Linked DNA regions of Homo sapiens: region 1 is linked to region 2. A link is a loop called in an ENCODE intact Hi-C map of the cell type or tissue named here. Cell type or tissue: endothelial cell of umbilical vein. All regions are shown on one strand. Links, peaks and the distances in the headings refer to the core of each region. The heading gives the core; the rest is flanking DNA. Region 1 overlaps LDB2 (LIM domain binding 2). Region 2 holds the start of LDB2 (LIM domain binding 2).

Region 1 (8,000 bases), core at 1-8,000, 210 kb after region 2:
GTTCCTGAATCCATTTGCTGTTGAACTTCTGTATTCCTACTGTGGGGAGGCCACTCATGTATGCAGAGTAGTTGCAAAAACAATGCGAACTTTAAGGTCCAACAGGTTTTTCAAGTTCAAATTCCCATTTGTGCATTTCTATACCTTGTAACTTGGAATAATTCACGTAAGTCTTTGTATCTTATTTTCTTTATCTGACTCATAATGTGGTTCAGAAGCTAACGTTCAATGTAAAAAATTTAGCCCAATGCCTGCCATTTGTTAGGTGCTGAACAAGTGGGATACTACTTTTCTGAATCACTGTAGGCAATGTGTGTTGAATTGGATAAGAGCTCCTTCTCTACCAGTTTTGCCCCCATATTTTTGCTTATGATGAATAAGGTTAATTTCAGTTCCAAAACGTGCTAACTTCTCTTCCTGAGAATTTACAAGACAGTTCCTAGAATCACATATTCTTACATGTTAGCCTTTTTCCTGATCTCCTTTTTGCTCCAGGCCTAGCATGGTACCTTGTACAGAGAAAAGGCAGGGTGGGTGTGGGAGGGTGCAGAGTTCCTTACATTGGATGAGTATAGCACATTAGTTGATATGGGTAAGTACATCTCCCAGTTGGGTCTGATAGTGTTTGGTTTCTAGAGAAGTCCAGACTTAGTTTACTTATTCCTCTTCTTTATTATTATTTCCATCATTAAAAATATGATCCTTATCTTAGTTTCTGCTGCTGTGCAGACTGGGTGGCTTAAACGACAGATATTTATTTTCTACCATTTTGGAGGCAGGAAGTCCAAGATCAAGGTGCCAGAAGATCTGGTGTCTAGTGACAGCCTGCTTCCTGGTTCATAGGCAGCAATTTACCTGCTGTGTCCTCAAGTGGCAGAGAGTAGAGAGCGAGAGAGAGAGCAAGCTCTCAAGTCTCTTTTTATAAGGGCACTAATCCCATTCATGAGGGCTTCACTCTCATAACCTTATTACCTTCCAAAGCCCTTACTTCCTAATACTATTAAATTGGAGGATAGGATTTCAAAATAGGAATTTGCAGAAAACATAAACATGTCGACCATAACAATTCATAACAAGAAACTCATGGCATTACATTAATGAACTGAAGTTAATGGTTTTTTTTTTCAAGTTTATAGAGGAAAGTCAGGCAATCTAAATGTATATACAGTATTTTTTTCACCCCATATTTCACTGGTAAAAAGAAAAATATATATTCTCAAGCATTCTTTCTGAAACATTAGGATGAAGAAAAAGGAGAGGTGGAAAGCAGAAAGTAGGGAAGAGGAATAAGAGACCAAAGAGACTAAGAAGTCAGACTTTGAAAGAGTGAAAGCTGGAGGAATAAGGATCCCCCCAACCCCACCAAAATTATGATTTGTAGCAAGAGCAAGGATATGCATTAAAAACAAAGAAAAAATCAGAATGACAGTTTTTTGTACCCATGGACCTATATGCTACTGGCAACCTGAGTTTGAGCAATTCCTCATTGATTGATTGATTCATTCATTCATTCAGAACCAGGTGGAATTCACCTGCAGTATCCTAGGCTCTGTAACCATGTCAAGAACAAGCTAGTACTCCTGACTTGGATTCTGACAGTCTCTCTGCCTTATTCATCTTCTGACAGCTCAGTGGTTTGGAAGAAGCAGTCTCTGATTTTTAGGTTTGAAGGGAAGGTTGTTTTCAGATTCTCTGCCTCAGTTGTCAGCATTTCTGCCCAAAGATTCTTATCATTTCTTGAGAGTCACACACAAGAGCAAGAGCACAATCTGTGAGGTCACGTAGTCTTTCCTTGCATGTTTTGTCTTTGGGCAAGTTGCTTAAGCCATTGGAACCTCAGCCTCTGCATCAGTAAGAATGAGAGTAATACCACCCACTTTGGATCATGATTATACAAGATTCCAATGTGATGACTAGCACAGTAAAAATAATAAAACTTCTTCCTAATTGTGCATTCTGCAGCCATCTCTTAGGATGTAGGTTATTGGCTTAGTATGGGATAAATAGTCACACGGAAGGGAGAATTTGGGCTATTGCTTTGTGAGGATCTAGTTAAGGGGGTCAAGAAATCCTCATTTATGGTTACTCTCTGCTTCGAGTGGCTCTCTGGCCAGGGAAACTGAATTCTTAATATTGTGATTAGCTTTGATCTGCCATGTTTACATATTTTGACTTTTGCCTTTTTTTTTAGACAGAGTCTCTCTCTGTCACCCATGCTGGAGTGCAGTGGCACGATCTCAGCTCACTGAAACCTCCACCTCCCAAGTTCAAGTGATTCTCTTGCCTCAGCCTCCAGAGTAGCTAGGACTACAGGCACACACCACCATGCCCAACTACTTTTTTTTGGATTTTTAGTAGAGACGGGATTTCGCTGTGTTGGCTAGGCTGGTTGCGAACTCCTGACCTCAAATGATTCACCTGACTCGGCCTCCAAAAGTGCTGGGATTACAGGCATGAACCACTGCGCCTGGCCTCTTTTGCCTGTGTTTTGGTGACCACTTGGTAGAGAATGCTTCCGGATTCTGAGGGTGGGCAGCTTTGCTTGTGATGTTAGGATAATAGTGAAGAAGATTCCTTTAAACTAGTCATGAAATCACGTTATTTGGATTCCATTCACATTGGGACATCGAATCTGCTTCCTTCCCCCTGCTACTTAATTTCACATACATGACTTTATTTAATCCTTTCAGGTAGAGAATATTAGGTCCATTCAACAGGTGAGGAGATGGAGCCTTATAGAGTTTATGTAACTCATCTCACCGTGTCCTCTGAGTCAAGTCAAAGGTTTTTTCTAGAGCAGTTAGCTTTCCAGCAAAAACAAAACAAAACAAAACAAAAAAACAAAAAACAAAACAAAACAAAAAAAACTTGAGAGATGTAAAAGGTATCTGAGGTAACCTCAGCTAACTCCCTGATTTTAGGGAGGCAGAAACAAAGACCTATTGAAGTTAAATGGAGCGAGTGAGGATCGCATCCTCCATACTGGCAGAGCCAAAATTAGAACCTGGTCTCCTGGGACTCAAGCTCTGCTCATTAGCAGCTGGTAAATATCCTTTCCTTTCATCAACTGTTTATGATAGAAGTGTTATTTATTTTATACAGAAAGTTCTAAATAAACCTGAAAGACATAGCTCCAAAATAGAAGAGGAAAACTGAGGCCCTTTCCAAGCTATACATGACAAGATTTTCCATTTTGGGTTTTCTGCCATTTCATCTCTAATTTAGGAATCAGTAAATTACAGCTTGTGGGTCAAATGCAGCTCATCGCCTGTTTTTGTAAGTAAAGTTTTATTGGAACACAGCCATGCCCATTTATTTACATTTCATAGCTATAAATACAAAGTAGAGTATCTGTAAAAGAGACAATATGGCTCATAAAACCTAAAACATTTACTATATGGTCCCTCACAGAGAAAGTTTTCCAGCCCCTGCTTTAGTTAATACTTGTTATTGGCCTAGAGTTCTGAATTTATATTCTTTAATAAGTTTTGCTTTCCCTCATAGATGATAATGTGTGGTGGCGATGTTATCAAATCCAAAATCCAAAGGTCCAAATGTTTCTACTGGGCTAAAACCTGAATATATTAGATCTAGACTTTTCTTCATCTTAGAGAGCAAATTAAAAACAAGGTTTCGCTATCTAGATAATAACACACCACCTTTTCAAAGTGTTTTTCTCCCACAAAACAAGAAATATACTCTGTCAGCAGCTCAATAAGCCAAAATATGATGAATGAGTAATCAGGGAATATATACATATTTTGTAGAAAATTCTTGACGATTGGAATTCTACCTAAATCCAGCCATTCTTCATTTGTTAGTTCTTATTATGATTGGACAGAAATAACTGCAGTCATGTTTTCTTCTCTTAGAGTCATCTGGCTTGTATTTCTGCTTGCACACATTAAAAACAAAAGGCACACAGAGCAAAACTCACACGAAATTTCCGCTGAGATTAGCTTGCTTCGAGTCATGACTGTTGCTGTTTATTTAGCAGACTTTTATCACGTCACTAAAAACAGATAGAGCAGAAATTAGTTGCTGATGTAAAAGTTGCTGTAGAAAAGAGAAAGTTTGTATCTGTTGAGGAGCCCATCACATTAACTGTGATAGACGTGGCATTGCTCTTAATAGATCAGTTCCCATTTTCCATGGAGGAAAGTAGTTGCTGCCAGCTGGCTGCCCATTCAGGAACTATAATGCCAACATCCTATTTTATGTTCCCTTATATCTAGGCAGGTCTTCTGATCCATTACTGCTAATAGAAAGTGAGATAAATGATGTGTGTTGCTTTCCAGCTGGGTGGTTAAGAAGCAGGTGAGCCTTCTTCTCTATTTTCCCAGATTAGAAGGATTAGAGGCTCTGCAGGTGATGGGGCCACAGGAAGGAAGAGCTGGGTCTTTGCATCCCTGCAAGGTAAGCTTCCTATTGAACCTCCCCGTCAGAAAGTAGATGAACAAGAAACAAATTTCTGTTGTGCTAAGCTGCTGAGCCTTGAAGGTTCATCTATTATGGAATCTAACATTAACGAATATGCTAATCCATCATTCTACTTTTATCTATCCTGGCACCTTCGTAAGGTGAACAATTTCTAGTGGCAATGGTCTTCACTGATAGAAGTTTACCCTCTTCTGGAAAAATACTTCTCCACATTTCTGAGCAGTTTTACTCCTGTGTTCTTTGTTAATTGGTCCTGAAAAATGACACAATTTTAGAGCTGAAAGAAACTTTGGAGATTACAGTCCAAGCAACTTCTTTTACAGATAAGTTTTATAAATGGTATCAAGTGGTCAAGGTCCTGTTTGTAATTAATGGTAGCACTAGCTCTAGGTTGCAAGTGTTTTGATTCTCCTGAAGCTCCATTTTTTAAAAATTTCACCATGGTATACATTTTTAGACTATGTGAATTTATAATTGAAATTATGTTAGCTCTTGGGATTGAGAAAGCATAATATTAGTATTAAGGCAGGAAGTACGCCTATGTGACATCTTCCAGCTGTACAGTTATCTACAAGGGGAATTTTCCAAACATGAATGTATTTAGAGATAAATACAGTTGTTGGTTTTGTAATGGATTGTTTAAAGTTACACTTTTTGCGGGGGGAGGTGCGGTACTCCATAAACATTTAATTAAGTTTACCTCTCATTTATCTCTGAGATAGAAAGCTCCCAAGTGGGTTGAGTTTGTCAGGCTGAAAAACTGCATTAGTGCAATTTACCAGAGAGATTTGTAAATAGGAAAGGCATTCATTAAAGGACATGTCCCAGAGTTACATGTCTTTGGTAGAAAAATCCTGTATGTCAAAATGAAAGTGGGATGAATCAGAGTTTCTTGAGAGGTATTACTGGGGGCTCAGAAGACAAGCCTCAATAGCTAGCACGCTGTTTCCCATCTTGGTTGTGAACAAGTAATGACATAAAATACAGCATTAAAGATTAGTCTGAAATGTTACCTTTGGTTGGAGGACTCAACATGAAGTCTGTCTCAGAATTCTGAGCCTCAGAACCAGGTGCAGGCAAAGCTGCACTGGGGTAAGTCTTTTCCCTCCAGGAGCTAAGTTGACCTCTGGGGAACGAAGAAGGGAGGTGCTAAGCTGAGCATACCAGGGCTCTGAAATTAACTGAGCTGCCATCATAGGAAAGAAACATCAGGCGTGGGGAGGCAGCATTCCCAACCAACTGGTGGATAGTTCAGAAGGGTGAGAATAAACATTTACTGGGTATCTAACAATATTTGTCATTATTCTAAGTGCTTTATGAAATAACATTGGTCATTGTCACAGCCACCTTGTGTTGAGGCTCAGTGGGCTGTGAGGAGGCAGAGCGTTCAGTTGGTAAATGAGGGAGGAGCCAGCTGACGATGCCTGGTCTCTCCATTTCCTACAGGCATTATTGTACTTATTTTTCTATCTCTAATAATCCTTGTCCTCAGAGAAATAAAATAAACTGCTTTTTATGGCTGACAGAATCTAAATTGGGATTTTTTAAATTTTAACTAGTTACTTTTTGACTTGTTTCTAAGGCTTTGCTTTTTCCCTGACAGATTAAAATTATTACAGTGTGAGAACATGTGCTTTTTACTTATTTAAGACTCAAATCCATCAACTATCTTAAACAATTATCTTCTCTCTGTCTATATAAAATAAACACGATGATGAGCAATGTTCAAATGATATTAATTTTTAAAGGTATGTAGTCACCTGGAAAATCAGTCAGTTCTGCATTTTACTGTAAATCTTCATTTATAAATAGGCACCCGTCCTCTGTCTCTTGATGGTTTAACTTAATGCCATTAAAAGTAGAAGAGATTTCTCCAGCTCTCAAGTTGCAGAACTGGAATCAATGTATGTTGTTAAAATGAAGAATAGAGGCCGGGCACAGTCGCTCACGCCTGTAATCCCAGCACTTTGGGAGGCCAAGGCGGGCAGATCACGAGGTCAGAAGATCCAGACCATCCTGGCTAACACGGTGAAACCCCGTCTCTACTAAAAATACAAAAAAATGAGCCAGGCCTCGTGGCGGGAGTCTGTAGTCCCAGCCCAGTGCAGTCCCATCACTGCACTCCAGCCTGGGTGACAGAGCGAGACTCTGTCGCAAAAAAAAAAAAAAAAAAAAAAAAAAGAATAGAATACAATTCAATTATTTGCCTTATCCTACAACAAAATGATTGAATTCATTCTTATTGCTATGTAACAAATTATAACAAGCCTAATGGTTTGATGTAACACCTATGTATTATCTTTCAGTTTTGTAGGTCAGAAGTCCAAATGGGCTCAACTGTGTTCTCAGTTTAGGTTCTCACAAGGCCCAAGTCATGGTTTCAGCTGGGTTGGGCTCTTATCTGTAGGGTCTTGGGGCTATTTTACTTGCAAGCTCATTCAGATTGTTTGAAGAATTCAATTTCCTATGGTTATAGAACTAAATCCCCAATTTCTTGCTGGTTGTTGGCCAGGGACACCTCTCAGCTTTTGGGGGTCACCCACATCCCCTTTATCCAGTCAGGGAAAACCTATTTCAAATTGAATCCCTTGAACAATTAAAATCTCTCTGATTTCCTCTTCTACAACCAGCCAGAGAAAACTCTGTTTTTAAAGGGTTCATGTAATTGGTCACTTTAAATTTCCCACTTCAAAAATTTCCATATTTTGAGGACTGCTGATTTGGGATTTCATTTACATCTGTAAAATCTCTTTATAGCAGTACCTAGATTTGTATTATATTGAATAACCAAGGGCCAGTAGTCCTGAGGCGCATCTTTGAATTTTGCCTACCACAATCCTATTTTCTTGTGACTTTTCATCTTAATGGTAAATTTCCAGATTTACTACTTAATTGACTTGTGGGTGGGTGTTTCTTTCTTTGGTTGTGTAAGTATCACAGACAATTAATTCTGAAGAGTTAAGAGAATTCAGACATGTTGCATTGTAGGAGGGTTCTTGTTTGTTGTTTGGTTTTGCTCTCATTTGCCTTTTTCTTTCCCCCAGTTCTATATACTGTGCAGGTTATTTAAAAAGTAGAGAAAGGCTCTGAATACAACAATGAATATGAGCGTGGCTTTGGAGTTGGACAGACCAGGACTGAAACCCATGCTTCTATACTTACTTGCTGCTTGGCACTGGGCATGCCACTTAGCTTTTCTGAGCCTCAATATTCTCATCTTTAAACTAGACGGAAAGTTTTTCCAGGGGATCTTTGTAAGGGGAGTAAATGAGATAAGTAAGTCCTCAGTGCAGTTCCCTGCATACCATAAGGACCCTGTAAATGGTGATTATTTTACTATTAATAGCTCACATAGTGAGTTTTGAGAAGGCAAGCACTTATGCTCTTTGCCAGAGGTGGTCTTGAGATGCAGTTGGTAAAACAAAGAGCAGGCTGAAGCAGATGGTGTTTCCCTGCTTCCATTTCACTGAGTCAGGAGAAAGGTGTCTTCGTTTGCACTGCCATGCCAAGAACACCATAAACTGGGTGATTTAAACAACTGAAAAATATTCTTCAAAGTC
Region 2 (16,850 bases), core at 8,851-16,850:
AGTTTCCTTGGGAATGCGGGGTGAGGCCCTTCAACCTGCTGACCCAGTCTACCAATTCAAATGGTAGTGTCATCCAGAAACACCTGCACTGCACAGACACATTCAGAATAATGTTTGATCAACCGTCTGGGCACCCAGTGGCCCAGTCAAGTTGACACATAATATTAACCATCACCATTTCCAACACTTGCCTAGCAGATGTGATGCATTGTGGTGACAACAAATGTTTACCCATTTCAAGTGAACATATGGGCCATTGTGTCCATAGAATATTGATTGGTTTTGATATTAATTTGTCACTGATGACATATTTCGCAGCATGTTGCATGTTTTGAAAAGTTTGCTACATATTAGTAAGTGCATCCAGACCTAGTTTGTCAAGATGTGCTAAGTACACGATACTCTGTGGGTGCAAGTTTCCAGGCATAGGGCTCAGAACCTCTTACTCCAGTTAATGAATCAAAGAAAAGGTTGAATTATAGGTTAGGGAGTCAAGGAAAGCATGCTCAAGAAGTGGCATTTATGGGCCGGGTGGGATGGCTCATGCCTGTAATCCCAGCACTTTGAGAGGCCGAGGTGAGCATATCACCTGAGGTCAGGAGTTCGAGACCAGCCCAGGCCAACACAGTGAAACCCGGTCTCTACTAAAAATACAAAAATTAGCTAGGCATGGTTGGCCTATAGTCCAAGCTACTTGGGAATCGCTTGAACCCGGGAGGCGGAGGTTGCAGTGAGCTGAAATAGCGCCATTGCACTCCAGCCTGGGTGACAGAGTGAGATTGTCTCAAAAAAAAAAAAAAAAAAAAAAAAAAGAAGAAGTGGCATTTATGTCCAGTGCTGAAGGATGAATTCCAGGGAATTCTTTGCCCTGTTGTTTATGATTGTGAAAAATTAAAAAACACTCAAAGATTTGTCAGCTACAGTGCTTTGCATCCATACGGTGGGTTTCCTTCCACTAGCTCCCAGTGGAGGCATGGTGGCTGGAGAACTCAGCCCATGCACAAAGAGATGAGCTGCTAGATCCTTCTGTACAGCCTCTACAGTGGAGAAAATCAGAGCAGAAAATCAGGTGCATTTCACATTTTTCTTCACACTTTGAAGTATTGCATGAGTTTTCTTCATGAATGTGTATCATGCTCATCAACATAAAAATGAAATCAAAATTAAAAATTACTGGTGGGACTATATCCACAGAACTCATTTATAGGGCAATTTGGCAATATGTAACAAAAGGTTTACAAAGTACATGCCCCTTGCCTTAAAATGGTTTTACTTTTAGAGTTTTGATGTGGACACATATGGATATACAAAGAGATATAAGGATATTTATCAAGGATTGCTGTATTAGAGAAAAATTGGAAATAATGCAAATATCAACAGCAGGGGACATTGAGATCAGTTAAGGTCCATTCCCAGAAGGAAATCCTCCGTGGCTCTCAGAAATGATGTGTAGAAAACTATGAATGAGAATTCACTTGGGAAACAAAGCAGATAAAAGCAAAAAGTGGACTGATAAAAGCAGTGAGTAAATGCTAAGTCCCTTGCAAACAGGAGCGACAGTAAGTGCAGTTTTCAGGAACACAGTCGTTTCTCCAAGTTACCTCAGCTATTAAATACTTCAAAGGCGATGGCAAATGACAGGGGAAACCTGTTTGGTTCTGGAAAATGTACCATTCTGTACAGTTATTTTCAAAATAAATTGTTTGATCTTGGATTAGGGTAGAGCTTTTATGAAAGAAAAACATACATGTGCTTCAGATGTCAGTCTCAGTAATAAAGGGACTCAAAAGTCAATTCCACGAAGGCGCAGGCTTGGGGATTCCTTTGTCAGAGAACGATTGTCTAGGTCCAAGTCGCGCAGAGGAAGTTTGTCCTTGGCAGGCTGTGTGAGGCTGTGCAGCACACTGTCTTTCTCCAGCCTCCAGGGTGTCCGGAGGCATCCTGGTGTCAGCCGCCAATCCAAAAGTTGTCTCTCAAAGCTCCAGGGGAGGGAAAGAGAGGCAGGAGGCACATGGCTGAAATCAGGATGAGTGACAGCAGTTCTGGCAGATCGGGCAGGAAAATGGCTCAAAGTTAGTTCTGATAAAACAGAGCACGAAGAGAAAATCATACCACAGATAATAATTTTTAGTAAGTTAGAACACAATTTTTAAAAGGCTGCCATTTATTCATTTGTAAATATTTGCCACCCATTCTGGGACAAGCACAGTTTAGTGGTACGGCAGTGTGTGTGTGTGCGTGTGTGTGTGTGGGGGGGGCGGGGAGAGAGAGAAAGAGAGAGAGAGAGAGAGAGAGAGATTTGGAGGGAGGGTTCATATAAAGATTAATATGTACCTAAATAGAAGAAGGAGGACTCTATTCCTGTTTGATAGCTCCCTGTGCTTGGAGGAAAACTTAGCTAACTCAGCAGGGGTGGTGTGAGGATCCAATGATATAATTTTTTGTGAGTTACCAGACCTTACATTTGCATGACAATTAGTAGGCAATCAGTAAATGACATTAGTATTGTTATTGTTATTACCCTTGTTAGTAAAGGAAAAGAAAACAGGTGGGTCTCCTTGCAGTCTCTTCTGTTTTGAGCCAAGTCAGCCTCTTTGTGGTTGGGTAGCAGAGGCTTTGCATGCAGAACCCATATCCATTCTCTATTAGTTTGCTAAGGTTGCTGTAACAAAGTACCACAAACTGAGTGGCTTCAATAATCAGAAATGTATTCGCTTACAGTTCTAGAGGCTAGAGGTCCAAGATCAAGGTCTCGGCAGCCCATGCCCCCTCTGAAGGCTCTAAGGAAGACTTCATTCCTGCCTCTTCCCAGCTTCGGGTGGTTTCTGGCTGTCCTTGGTGTTCCTTGGCTTGTAGCTGCATCGCTCTAGCTTCTGCTTCCCTCTTCATGTGTGTATCTGTGTGTCTGTGTCTCTCCTTGTAAGAACGTTAGTCATCAGATTTATGGCTCGCCCTAATCCAGTATGACTTCATCTTAATTTGATTACATCCACAAAGACCCTATTTACAAATAATCTCACATTCACAGGTACTAAAGGTTAGGACTTGAATGTATATTTTGTGGGTGGCTATACCTATAAATGCACTCACCTTCTGGTAACAGAACCCTGCCATTTTGTTGGGTCCCTGGATTTAGGGGGGCCAACCTGCCCCGGGCTGGGGGAGTGGGCATGTGACCCAGGACTGGCCACTCTCTTGGCTGCAGAGATTGGTTTTTATGTCCGAATCAGGCAATGAGACACAAAACTGGGATTTTTGTTGGAACTCTTGGAAAAGAAACCTCTCTTTCTGCTGGGCTAAAGTGGGAGAATATGAACCCAGCCTTACCCACGGTCACCACATGGGCAGAGTCTACCAGCAAGTGAGGAAAGCCTGCCTACAGGGGCGGCCACAGGTTCCAAGTCCTGGAGATGTAGTTTGGGCCCCTGGATCCTACTGAACCTGAACTCAAATGCTTCTGACTTTTCCAATTAGATAAGCAAATAAATTCACTTTTTTTTCTTTTTTACTTAAGACATTTGGAGTGTTTTTTTTTTCTACAAGCAGAAGAATCTTGAATGATACTCTGTCTTCATTCTCTCATTTATATTTTTCTTATTTCATGAAAAACATGTGTCACCTGCCCTCAAGCAGCTCACAATTGAGTGTGGAGATGAACAGAGACTGTGGACCCTCCGAGAGCATCAACAAGGGGAGCCAGACGCCCCTCATTCCACTCCCATTCCACCAGCTACTATCTGTGAGACCCACAGCAAGTTGCTCAGACTCTCTGAGCATCTGTTTCCTCACCTAGAGAGTGGGAACAAAATAGTCTTTTTCTTATGGGATTGTGTTAAGGATTCAATGAATCAATATTTATAAAATGCTTGGAACAATGCTTGACACTTCGTAACAGCTATTGGCTATTAGGGGCAGAAAATATTCCTCAATTCGCATAACAGCCCTATGAAGTTAGTGCTATTATCTGCATCTTGCAAGTACGGAAACTCAAGCTAACTGCAGTGATATGACTTAACCCAATTGTCACACTGAGAAAGGTTCAAAGCTGGATAGAGAATACAGCGTCCTTGACACTTGGCTGCATGGTCTTCCATAGGTCAGAAGTGGATCACAGAAGTCTCAATAGCAGCTCTGAGGTCTTCTGGATATGAAATAATTAATGATGACAAAGGGCTTTCTAGGGAATTGGTTCCTGGAAAGGGAGCCTCTCAAGTTATCAAATTTGCCCAGTTTGGTTTTCCCAGTACCTGACTTGTAGTAAGTACCCAATTGCATTAATAAATGAACAAAAATAGCCTTTATACATCACTATTATATGAATAGCTCAGCCTGGAATTAAGAGATATAATTTGCCAGGACAGCTCCAGGGATGCATTCAGATATTTCACCTATTTATTTTCAAAAAATATACTGAGTTCCTGCATGTGCCAAACCTTATGTGAAATTCTGAGTGTACAGAATTTTTTATACATTGGTGTATAAAACCAGCACATTGTCAGCCCTTGTGGAATTTATAATCTCAGAGGAAACACAGGCACAGGCAATATACAAGTAAATAACAAATACAGATGTAATTACAGATGGTGATCAGTGTCAGAGACCTAACAAACAGAATTCAGTGAGAGAAAGTAATGGAGCATGGATAAATTATTTATATAACTTGGTCATGGATGGCCTCTTTGAACAGGTAACATCTTGAGCTGAGAAGGAGCTAGCCATGCTAAGGCCAAGAGAGGAGTGTCCTACAATCTAGAAGAAAGAATCTGACATATATTGGGAATGAAGTAGAAGTGTCATGGCAGGTGGTGTTGGCTGGGTGAATACAGGCACAGATGTGGTTGGAAAGGCAGGAGGTCAGAGAGGATCTGATCCCACAGAGTCCAAAAGAGGAGGGCCCAGCACATTGCAGGTACTCAGGGATGACCTGTTTAATAATTAAATGAACATTAAGTGGTCCATGCTATGAGGTTGGATTTCACTGTTGATACTCTTGAAATAAGCTGTTCTCAATGGCTATGGCCTTTCTTAGTCATTATAATTTCTAATTACATTTGGCTTAGTCAAGAAGACATTAGAGCTGGGCGTGGTGGCTCATGCCAGTAATCCCAGCATTTTGTGAGGCCAAGGCAGGCGGATCGCCTGAGGTCAGGAGTTCGAGACCAGCCTGGCCAACATGGTGAAACCCCGTCTCCACTAAAAATACAAAAATTAGCGGGGCATGGTGGTGCACACCTGTAATCCCAGCTACTTGGGAGGCTGAGGCAGGAGAATCGCTTGAACCTAGGAGGCAGAGGTTGCAGTGAGCCAAGAGCGCACCATTGCACTCCAGCCTGGGCAACAGAGTGAGACCCCACCTCAAAAAAAAAAAAAAAAAAAAAAGAAAAGAAAAAGGACATTAGAGAATGACAGCAAACACCTCAATAAAGGAAATCCAAGACAATTCTAAGACTGCAGGGTAGAGACAGATTTCCAAGCTCTTTGATGTACTCAGCAATGCCCTTCTCAACTCTGAATTCAATTTATAAACTTTGAAAGCCTGGACAATGACTACTGGTGCTGTTTAGAAGATGACCTTGAAGTTCCACAAAGTCATAAAAGATCTTAATTCTAGGTGGTAGCCAAGAACAATGAGAGCTTTTTCAATATCTGTTCTGGGTCTTCTGTTTCATGTGCTCTGAGAGAATTTTCTGAACAGATGTATGCTGGGGACTTTGTTGACCAAAATCAACTTCCCAAAGCATAGTTAAGTTCTTGAGTCGCTCTGAATCTAATTTATCCTCCTTGTATTAGCAAGTCATCTTGCTTGAGCAAACCACTTATTGGCTTCCCAGTGCCCAGGCGATAAACTGCAAATTCCTTCAGATGGCACTTTCAGGTCTCCTGGAATTGAACTTCATCATCTTTTTACTATCTCTGCCTTCACCAAGTTGTTTGACTTTGCTTGATGTCAAATATGTTCATTTCCATGGTGTCCGCTTTGCTTGGCGTGAACTTTCTCAAACTTTCATCTTAGTCTTGGGACTGATCCTATGAGGCTAAATACAAATGCCAACTCCTCTGTGAAGCCTTCCTTGATTTCACTAGTTTGAATGAATCCCTCCTTATTTCAAGGCTCTTTGTAAATTAGCATTTTGTTTATTAATATGGAGATGCCTATCATATTATGCCTTAGACCTTTTTTTTTTTTGGCCGCTTCTCTACTGCTCATGCCTCCTCCTTATCCCAGCCTGCCTTCTATACTTCACAGTGTCACTTTACATGTGCTTCTGATATTGGTTAATGCCCGTTGCCTCTTCTAATAATAACTAATAATTATGAGGACTTACTAAATGCCAGGCACTGTTCTAATCAACATATATGCATTAGCTTGTTTTATCCTCATAGGAATCATAGGGTTGCTATTAACTCCACTTTACAGATGAGATGAGAAAACTGAGGCAGAGACAGATGAAATGCCAACGTCATACAGCTAAATGCAGGAGTCACGATTCAAGCCAAGGCGGTGAGGCTCCAAAGCCCATCGCTGACAACATTATTCTAGACCACCTCTCTCCTGGAGTAAGGGATTAGTTCTGTGTTTCCTTCGGTTTGGTTGTTGGAGCAATATTACCAGCACTTGGCATGGTGCTTAGTACATAGTAGGGGCTCAATATATACCTTGTTGAATGAAAGAAGCATAGTTTTGCATGTCTGCTAAGTTGCCTGAAGGCAGACACTAGATGGCAAGGGGCAGGAAGGCAGGTAGCCTGTGTGCCACATCACCTTGGCCTCCCAATGATCCCTAGCACCTAAGCAGATGCTGGGTACCTAATAATCATGTTATTATTTGAGCATTTAGATGTGAGGGTTCTAATGCTGTCAGATGTATTTGCTAATCCTTAGCAACAATCTTATAGACTAGTTTTTATCATTGTCCCCATCTTGCAATGAGATGACTGAGGTGCAGAGAGACTGAGTCATTTGCTCAGGTTCACGTGACAACTAAGTGGTGGCACCAGGGTTGAAATCTGCCACGCCTTCTATGTTTTCATTTATCTGTATTCCTCACCACATCTCAGCTCTACCTTGCCTTTACCTATTAGTGAAATGCTTATTGACTGAAGAAGCAGGTTGTATAGGGCACAGTAATAGGTAAGGAAGGGTTGGGCGAGGTGGCTCACGCCTGTAATCCTAGCTTTTTGGGAGGCCAAGGTGGGTAGATCACCTGAGGTCAGGAGTTCAAGACCAGCCTGGCCAACATGGTGAAACCCTGTCTCTACTAAAAATACAAAAATTAGCCAGGCATGGTCGTGGGCGCCTATAATCCCAGCTACCTGGGAGGCTGAGGCAGGAGAATCGCTTGAACCCAGGAGGTGGAGGTTGCAGTGAGCCAAGATTGCACCACTGTACTCCAGCCTGGGCAACAGAGCAAAAACTCCATAAAAAAAAAAAAAAAAAAAGAAAGAAAGAGGTAAGGAATGGTAGAGAAAGGGAATTGAAGAGTGGTAAGAAAGCTGGCTGTCTGAAGCAAACAGTGCTTGGTTGAAGGATTTGGAAAGGATGCAATTGATAGATTAAGAAAAAGGACAATGTTTCAAATACTTGGAAGAACCAGGCAGGTAAATGGAAATTAGGGACATTGGAGGGGACGGCTGTAGAGTGACAGAGACCATGGTGAACGGGCAAGCACAAAGAGGCTGGCCCCACTGCACACTGCCATGCAGCAGGGATGGGGCCAAGGGTGGTCAGAGCTTATAATTTTTCAGAGAAGATGAAAATCTGGATTGTATGTGAAATTCTTCACTTTTTAAACTGTGGGTAAGTATTTCCACTTAAAGGAACAATAATCATTCTCTGGGTTAAACCTAAGGTGAATGCAGCTAAATTAGGTCCCGAGTGTAAAGGGCAGGCCAGCTTTTAGAGCACCCTGAACGTCTGCATGAGGACTTTGGGAACTCATTCATACTCAATACACAAAATGATGCGTAAACGAGCATGGCTTAATCTTTGGGGGTAATAGAACTGTTGTGTTGGGGGTTAGACTTGTTTATTCTTTGCTAGGGTACAAATACTGCATACTTGCAATTCTCTATGGTTTTCTGAAGGAGTTGATTTACAATCTTAAAATAAGCACTTTGTTTTCTTCACTTCTTAGCTCATCCTTGACCCAGAAGACCAGTCATAGCTGATCCTTCAAGAAGCAAGAAAGAAGACAAACAGATGAACGACAAAGACAACCCGGTAACCTGGCGGTGCAAAGGATTCAACTCCTAGCTTGTGGATTTAGGAATCTATGCTGGGAGATCTGGGACAATAACAAAGATGGGAGTGGTGATTTGCAGGGCAGGGCTTCAGGGACAGGGGTCGGAGCGAGGCAGGGGGCATTGAGTGTCTGAAACTAAGCAAGACAACGAAGAATAAAATCCAAGTGAGGGGAGCCACTTTATCCTTTGCTTCTTCTTCCATTTAGTCAGGTCCATGTGTCTTGAGCATCTACTATGGGCTCAGCACCACGCTGGCCACCGGGGACAAAGAACAGAAATGCCCTTGAGATGAGGATGGACCTGACCTCTGAGCAGCAAAATGCTTAAGTCAAGCAGTCAGGCAAACTGGCTGTGAATTTTGTCTCTGTCACTTATTCATTGCATGACTTCAAAGAACTTTCTTAGCCTCTCATAGCCTCAGTTTCCCATTGGGTAAAATGGGAATAGTAATCAAATCAATTCCATAGATTTATTGCAAGATAAACTAAGAGTGATTGTGTAGACCACTCAGTACAGTGGCTGGCACATAGCAAGTACTGAACAAGTGACAGTATTTGTTCCTTTTATGTATTAATATAAGTCCTCTAATAGAAGAATATAGAAACTACACTACACTGACGACACCAAGGGGGAGGATGAATTTTTTTTTTTTTTTTTGAGATGGAGTCTCACTCTGTTGCCCAGGCTGGAGCACAGTGGTGCGATCTCAGCTCACTGCAACCTCCACCTCCCGGGTTCACATGATTCTTCTGCCTCAGCCTCCTGAGTAGCTGGGATTACAGGCATCTGCCACTACACGTGGTTAATATTTTGTATTTTTAGTAGAGATGGGGTTTCACTATGTTGGCCAGGCTGGTCTCAAACTCCTGACCTCCTGATTCACCTGCCTCGGCCTCCCAAAGTGCTGGGATTACAGGCGTGAGCCACCGCACAGAGCTTGCACTATAGTTTAAAATTATGTTCCCAAATATTTACTAGCTCTTCTACACTGTCTTTCCCTTGCCCTCACTAGATGGCAAGGGGCAGGAAGGCAGGTAGCCTGTGTGCTATGTCACCTTGGCCTCCCAATGATCCCTAGAACCTAAGCAGATATCAGGTACCTAATAATCATGTTATTATTATTATTTTTATTATTATTTGAGACAGGGTCTTGCTCTGTTGCCCGGGATGGTGTGCAGTGGTGAGATCTCGGCTCACTGCAACCTCCACTTCCCAGGTTCAAGCGATTCTCCTGCCTCAGCCTCCTGAGTAGCTGGGATTACACGCACCCACTACCATGTCCAGCTAGTTTTTCTTTTCCTTTTTTTTTTTTTTTTTTTTTTTTGGAGACGGAGTCTCGGTCTGTCACCCAGGCTGGAGTGCAATTGCACGATCTCGGCTCAATGCAACCTCCATCTCCCAGGTTCAAGGAGTTCTCCTGCCTCAGCCACCTGAGTAGCTGGTCAGGCACGTGCCACCACACCCGGCTAATTTTTGTATTTTTAGTAGAGACAGGGTTTCACCATGTTGGTCAGGCTGGTCTCAAACTCCTAACCTCGTGATCCGCCCGCCTCGGCCTCCCAAAGTGCTGGGATTACAGGCGTGAGCCACTGCACCCGGCCTATCATGTTATTATTTGAGCGTTTAGATGACAGGGTTCTAATGCATTTGGATGTATTTGCTAATCCTTAGCAACAATCTTATAGACTAGTTTCTATCATTGTCCTCATCTTGCAATGAGATAACTGAGGTGCAGAGAGACTGAGTCCTTTGCTCAGGTTCACGCGACAACTAGATGGTGGAGCTAGGGTTGAAACGTGCTCTGGCCCTGCTGTTGGCTCTGCCTCTATCCACTGTGAATGGAATATTTGTTGAATAAATAAACAAATGAATGTGTAATTTAAAAAGATTTATGGAGGAGACAATTTAATTTAATAGAAGGATAAGTAGCAGTTTGTAGGTAAACTAGGGCCAGAAGTACAAATGTGGCCATGCATAAGAAAGATTGCAAGTTTAGGAAGATCAAGTATAGCAAATAAATAAATGAATGAACACACAAATGAGTAAATGAATGAGTGTGTGTGAGTGTGTGTGTGTATGTGACAGAGGGAGAAAGAGACAGCACAGAAGTGCGGGTCTTACCGAGCCCTGTATGCCATGTTCCTAAGGAACTTGCACGTTTTCCTTCTGGCAGCAGGGAAACACTGAGGGGGAAAACATGGGACATGATCGCTTTCACTTATCTGAAATCCACATTCTCATTTGAATAAGGACAGACCACAAGTTAGAAGAGGACTGTGAATCTGTGGGCAGGGGGACCAGTTCGGAGACTCCTGAAATAACGGGGATGAGAATCAGGGATATGGATCAGCATTATCAAGTTTCAGATAGTTCTGAAATGAGAGTCTTTCACTATTAATGGCAAGAAATATTTCCAATTATAATTGGCAATGGTCTGCAGAAACAAATGAGAGCAAACCAGAACCTTATTCAGAGAGGGATTCCCTTCCTAAATGGATTTTTGAACTGTTTCATTTTTTTTTGTTACTATTGGCCTGCACAGGCCTGCCTAGGTGTTACTTTCATTCTTGCACTGAAATGGTCACATTAACACAAACTCAGGCAGACACTAAACTTTCAGAATGTCTTTAGTTTGAGAGTTTAAACATAAGGAACCATTAGGTTTTGCAGTGGCTGCCATACCAAAACGTAAATCATGCCAAAATTGTTTGAAATCCTGTCTTTAGAAGGTTGTGTGTTTTGACAAACCTTGCAGCAAATTTGGTCCAGCTTTCGGATTTGTAATGAAACCTGAAACCAAGCATTCTCGCCTGCCTTGGGGTCTCCTAGCGCAAGTTCCAAGCAGCCTTAGTGTAATACCTACCCTAATCTCATCCTGGGAAGCGACATTAGTGTGTTAGGCTGCGCTGCTGGAAGTTTGGGGTGGACTCAGCAAATATTTCATGCAATTATGAAGAAGGACTGATCAAGACAGCAATACACTTTTCTGTGTCTGAGTATTTTTAAGAGTGTAAATTGCAGAATTAGCAATACTCTATCCCCTGTTGGCTAGTGACTTGGAGATACCCAAGCCATGATTGGGGCAGAAAGTTAATTAATCTGCTTATTAAAAAGAAGAAATGTCTCATTTGCATGCATTTGCATTCAGGTCTTGAATTCATTATGCTTTTTGGTGGTCCTTTGCTTTATTTCCTTAATACCACTGACCTACCTAGGTGTTAGCTCAATACATTTAAATTTTGTGTGGCTGGGCTTTGTTTAAGTGTCGTATCTCTGGTTATAGTGGGTTCTAGCAGAATTTGATTATTTTATAGATTGTTTAATTCTCTATAGAGATTTTCCCCTTCCATGGGCTGTTGGGATTTCTTATGGTTATCATATACCACAGTTGGGAAAATATTTGTTTACTTGACCAATCTTGGAAAATACAGACTTTGTCTCCATAAGAGTTGGACATGTTATCTGGGGATGATCCATTCAATTATTTGCAATTTCCTTCTCAACCAAATTTTCCGTGGTCATTTTTGTGGCAGTTTTCTCCTTCTTTGCTTTTCCTGTCTTATTGGGAGGTCTGTTTGGGTTTTTTGTTTGTTTGTTTGTTTGTTTTTCCTTCCTGGGAAAAAAGACCATTGCTCTCCTTAAGTGTATTTTATACCTTCCACATTCAGAACGACTGTTTTTACCTGAAAATGCCCAGGCACCTTAAGGGCCTGAATGAAGTCTTTGGAGAAGAGGGAGGTGGCTGGGAAGAGGGGTGAGTGGGGAGAGATGGGAGTGAGATGGAGTGGAGGGCAAAGAATATAACAGCCCTTGGAACAACAGCAAGTAAAGCAAAACTACATAGGGAGATTAGTGCTGAAATAAATCTCTGCATGTGAGTGAATCACCGGTCCCAATTCGGGGCACCACAGTGCCCGTGTTTCTGTATTTTGTAGTAATCAACATTTCTGATACATTACAACAGTGTGGTTGTCAGGGGTGAGCGGCTCATGTAGCGGTTAGACCACCTCTATGCTAACAAGCTTAGCAATCAGGTTGTGAAGGGTCCTGGCTGGAGGAAAAAAATTAAAACCAAACCTTAGACCTCTTGTCAGACTGTGAGGAGAATTATATTTGTGAACTAGTCTACAATGTGGACAGGAAATGACCTCTCCACAAACTGCTTCTTTAAAAACAAGCAGTGGTGCCTAAAGCTATCCAGCTCCTCTCTCTCTCTCTCTCTCTCTCTCTCTCTCTCTCTCTCTCTCTCTCTCTCTCTCTCTCTCTCTCCCCCTCCCTCCCTCCCTCCTCCCTCCCTCCCTCCCTCCCTTCTTCCCTCCCTTCCTCCATACCAACCTCCCTCCCTCTCTGGAGCTCCTGCTCTCTCCCTCTCCCTCCTCTCCCGTGCTCCCTCCCTCCCTCCCTCTTTCCCTCCCTCCTCTCCTCTCCCTCTCCTCTCCTGCTATAGAGGGCTCCGACAGCAGTTCCCAGCCAGCGTGTTCAGCCTGCCTGCCTGCCTGCCTCTGTGTGTGTGTGAGCGTGTGTGCGTGCGTCTACTTTGTACTGGGAAGAACACAGCCCATGTGCTCTGCATGGACGTTACTGATACTCTGTTTAGCTTGATTTTCGAAAAGCAGGCAAGATGTCCAGCACACCACATGACCCCTTCTATTCTTCTCCTTTCGGCCCATTTTATAGGAGGCATACACCATACATGGTACAGCCAGAGTACCGAATCTATGAGATGAACAAGAGACTGCAGTCTCGCACAGAGGTAAGTACTTCAACCTTGGGGATGTGTTTGTGTATTTTTGTTAAGCTATGCATGAGCTTTTCCTAGGGTTTCTGGCTGAATTCTATGGGAAGTGTCCCACTTGATACTACCACGTACGTGGAAATGAGCGCCAGGATGAATCCACGAGTTTGGACGCTGGGTTTCCAGGCACAGCAACTCTTGTAGCAGAGGACAGTTTCTGCCGGAATCTTGAGACAACCCAGCACTTGATTCACATGCCGGGTTTCCAGAAATGTTGCTCTTCCAGAACTCTGGTGTTTTACAGGCTCTGAGTCAGTCCTGTTGGTGTTTCTTGAGATATAATTCCAAGGAATTTTGTGATTGTTTGCATCTGGCTATATATATATATACATATGTGTATATATATATATATATATATATATATACATATGTGTATATATATATATATATATATATATATATATATATATATATATTTTCTTTTTTACAAATCCTAGAGGAAGTCTGCTTTGACCTGTATTTACTTTTCAGAGTCACCAAAATCGAGGTAAAAAGGGGCAGAAGAGTAAACCTGCCTACTTCTCAGAACTAGCCCTGGAGGGACACATGTTTGTATATTTCAGTGTTAAAATCAGAAACCAGTTGCTTGGGGCAAGGGGACTCTAGACTTTCTCCTATTGCTGTCGGCCGTGCCCCCCTATCACTCTACCTTAGGACAGGAGCTGGTTCAGCTTTCAAGTCAGCTCTAGTTTTTGCATATTTGAGATCTTGTGCCTGAGAGAGGGAGACTCAGCCTCCTAGGCAGCCAGCAACTCTGGGAGCAGAGAGAACAGGACTTTCAGAACTTTTTAAATGCAAAACTCCAGACTCGCCTCCTGCAATTTAAATATTTTATGTCAGTTGACTTTTTCTCTGTGCTAGCTCAGCTGGCAGGTCTTGCTGCTGGATTGTCCATCTGCCTGTAAGTTGGGGCTTTGTGTGGAAGTGTTCGGAAAAGGAGTTTGTTATAGGTGCACCAAAGTCACTTTAGGAAGTGGAAATTGCTAGGAATTTAGTCTTCTCTGCAGAGTATAAATACCACAAGATTTATGCCAAAGAGCTTTTAGGGAATAGCTCTGGTGGAATTTTAGATTGAAGATTGACTTTTAACTCTAGGAAGGGACTCCATTAAGTTTGTGCTATGGGATAAAACACAGTTGGCTTGAATTGTCAACAGAGCCATAGAGAATTCATGACGTTTCGTGTATTTAATACAGCTAACAAGATGTGACCTGCTTTCTGATTGGCTAACTGCTGGACAAGGACTTATATGTATTTTAAAAGCTGGGTTGTCTTTAATGACTGCTGTTTTCTTTATATGTTAATACACCATAGACGCTAAATATGACTGCTGGTACTCTTGCTCTTTCTAGAAGCCAGTAGCTTCTATAGAAGTGCAAACTATGTTTTGCTTAGGATAGTGAACTGTTGGCAGTGACTGATATTTGTGCTTGCTGTTTTGTGTATGTTGCTTTGTGTGTGTAACAGTTTGTATATTTCCTTCAGATCTTTGCAACTGTGTGTTGGAATCTTAAATCTCTGCATAAACCATTGGTTGACACAGGCTGCTTTCATAATTAGGAGGATAGAAAATGTCTTATAGTTCAGGCACACATTAATTGCAATACAAATTTGGAAAAAATAGTCTTTTAAAAGTATGATTAGTTATAAAAAAAGAGGCCAGGGACCATTATGGCTCAATTCTTGAACAGCAACAATATTTAAAAATGACCTGTCCACCTTACATTTTAGAAAGTTTTTGAGGAATTGCAGAGATTCTTCTCCATCCTCCTGCAGTTAGGAACACAGGCAGCTTTCTCTGATATCTGCCTGCCCTCCTGCCCATTACTGAGCACTTGGCCAGGTCTGAGCTAGGAGACTTATCTGCAAGATTTCCCTACTCTTGCCCTCATTAAAAAAAACTGCAGGATTCAATATGGTCCCAGGTTTGTTTCCCATTTGAGACAAGACATTTGAAAAGACCTCCTTTCGCAGTATGCTTTGCAAAGATGGTACATTATTTTTTGTGAGAGCTAAACTCAGGAATTCCTAACTTTTGGATTATGGGGTATTACTTTTAAAGATTTAGCTCTGAGTAGAAAAAGACTACTTCATAGCTCAAGAACCAAGAGAAGAAAGCTTGCTATGACAAATCTTAAAGATTTTTTTAAACCTCCCTGCCTGTAACAGTAAAGTGCTATGAACTGTTTTCTGGTGTGTCCTAGAGCTAACCGTTTACATTTTTCCCTCCTTAATTAGATAATTTTTCAAATAATTATTCAAATAATTGCCTCAATACTTCTTTTTTTCTTTGCTAAGCAGTAAATACTGTCATGAACGCAATGCCATACATTTGTTTTTATTTCATATGAAAAGGGGAGAGAATCAAATAATTGCTCCTAAGATATTTAAATATTTACATCAAATATTAAATTTTGATCATGATGTATGTACCTTGAAAAAAACAATTTTCATGTAAAGTTACACTATACCTTTACCAATAATTGTTATTTATGATAAAGCTGCTCTGAGTTCTGGAGAGGGATTGGTTGGGATAAAATACAATGATACTCAGCAAGAGTTATTAGTTTATTCACATGCAAAATCAAATATGCCTTTGAGTGACTACTTTGAGAATTTAGCCAAAGCATACAACCATTTTGGGCAAGACTGACTCACCCATCCCTCTTCCATCTCTCTCTTCCTCTCTCTCTTCTGGTCCCACTCCTATAGTATATAGTATTATTTCATTAAGTCCTAATATCTCTCTCACACACACACACACACAAACACACCCCACTGGGTAATACTCTCAAGTCTTCACCCCTTTTTGAACATGGACCTGGCTAGAAAAACAATATATAGCAAATCAGTATGTGATGAAGAAATTGTAATCAAGTTTCTGGAAATTTCCTAGAAACCTCCTTTTTTATATGGAAAGAAATTAGTAAAGAACCATGATGTTTACCTACTCTCCTTCCATGGCTGATCCCAGGGCATTTTCTCATGGGGATCCATGCATTTCTTCCAATTAAATTAAATCAAAGTTCTTCAGAAGCCGGGAAGTTTGAGTTTAAAGAGGATGGCATTGGGAGTTAATATTATTTCTAACTCTTACAAACTAGTTAGCATGGGTCTTGGTTCCTCATTTGCAAATTACCAACAGTGTCCCTTTAATTGAAAATTCAGATTTTCTTTTTTTTTTTTTTTTTAGCATGAAAAAGTATTATGAAGTAAAGAGTGCAGACATTATTTCTTTGCTCATGGTATTTAGTTCAAAATCACAAAATCACAAAGAGTTCTTCATGTTGGCACTACGCTAATTAAAAAAAATACCATAAACACCAGAAAAGTGTGAGTTCCGTTATGTATTTTTCCTGTTTTGAGGTTTTTTTTTCTTTTATCAATATTACACATCCAATAATAAAATAATTGGGTAATGGTGAAGAAAACTTGAAGGTCCAGTTTGGTTTTAAAGCTAGCACTTAAAGCAAGTAGTTCCTGGACCAAGTAGGTACTCATTAAACATTTGCTGACTAGCCAATCAGTGAATCAGTAGACAAAAGGAGAGAATTTGAAAACCAATGCATTTAAATTAGCACCTTCCCTGAGAAATACAATTCTGAAGTTTTTTGGGGCCTGGTATCTCCTATTGAGCTGAAGCAGCTTTGCGCCTCTGCTTCTCACTCTCCCTAAAGTGTTCATCTCACATCCCCCACATTTATTTTATGTGAGGTCATTTAGATCCATAATCTTTGTGGCAGAGGAAAGCAAGTGACTAAGTACTAACAGGACCTCACCTCTCTGTAAAGGAATAGGCATGCATTAAAAAG

What was found. A loop is a pair of places that touch in the nucleus more often than their neighbours do. Peaks named below come from ENCODE experiments on the same cell type or tissue, not always from the same donor. Only the 100,000 strongest peaks of a DNase experiment are listed, where the experiment ranks them.
Region 1: it touches region 2 in a loop (2.2-fold over the local background); 2 of 110 quality-filtered maps call a loop at or near these places.

What each region holds. Positions count from the first base shown.
Region 1 is chr4:16,680,240-16,688,239 of GRCh38, reverse strand. The region is part of intron 2 of LDB2 (LIM domain binding 2); the gene reads left to right. Among named protein-coding and RNA genes, the nearest start is that of LDB2, 210 kb to the left of the region's middle. In endothelial cell of umbilical vein, for the core only: no CTCF peak of the experiment used is centred there; DNase peaks (open chromatin) are centred at 1,879 and 3,939; H3K27ac peaks cover 3,111 bases.
Region 2 is chr4:16,894,500-16,911,349 of GRCh38, reverse strand. LDB2 (LIM domain binding 2) reads left to right here and starts at 12,705. Exons shown (of 8, transcript NM_001290.5): 1 at 12,705-12,996. The coding sequence starts at 12,865. LOC107986188 (a long non-coding RNA gene) reads left to right here and starts at 16,230. Exons shown (of 2, transcript XR_001741396.2): 1 at 16,230-16,404. RefSeq lists enhancers at 2,065-2,606, 2,607-3,148. In endothelial cell of umbilical vein, for the core only: no CTCF peak of the experiment used is centred there; DNase peaks (open chromatin) are centred at 12,299, 12,809, 14,279 and 16,709; H3K4me3 peaks cover 3,661 bases; H3K27ac peaks cover 2,641 bases.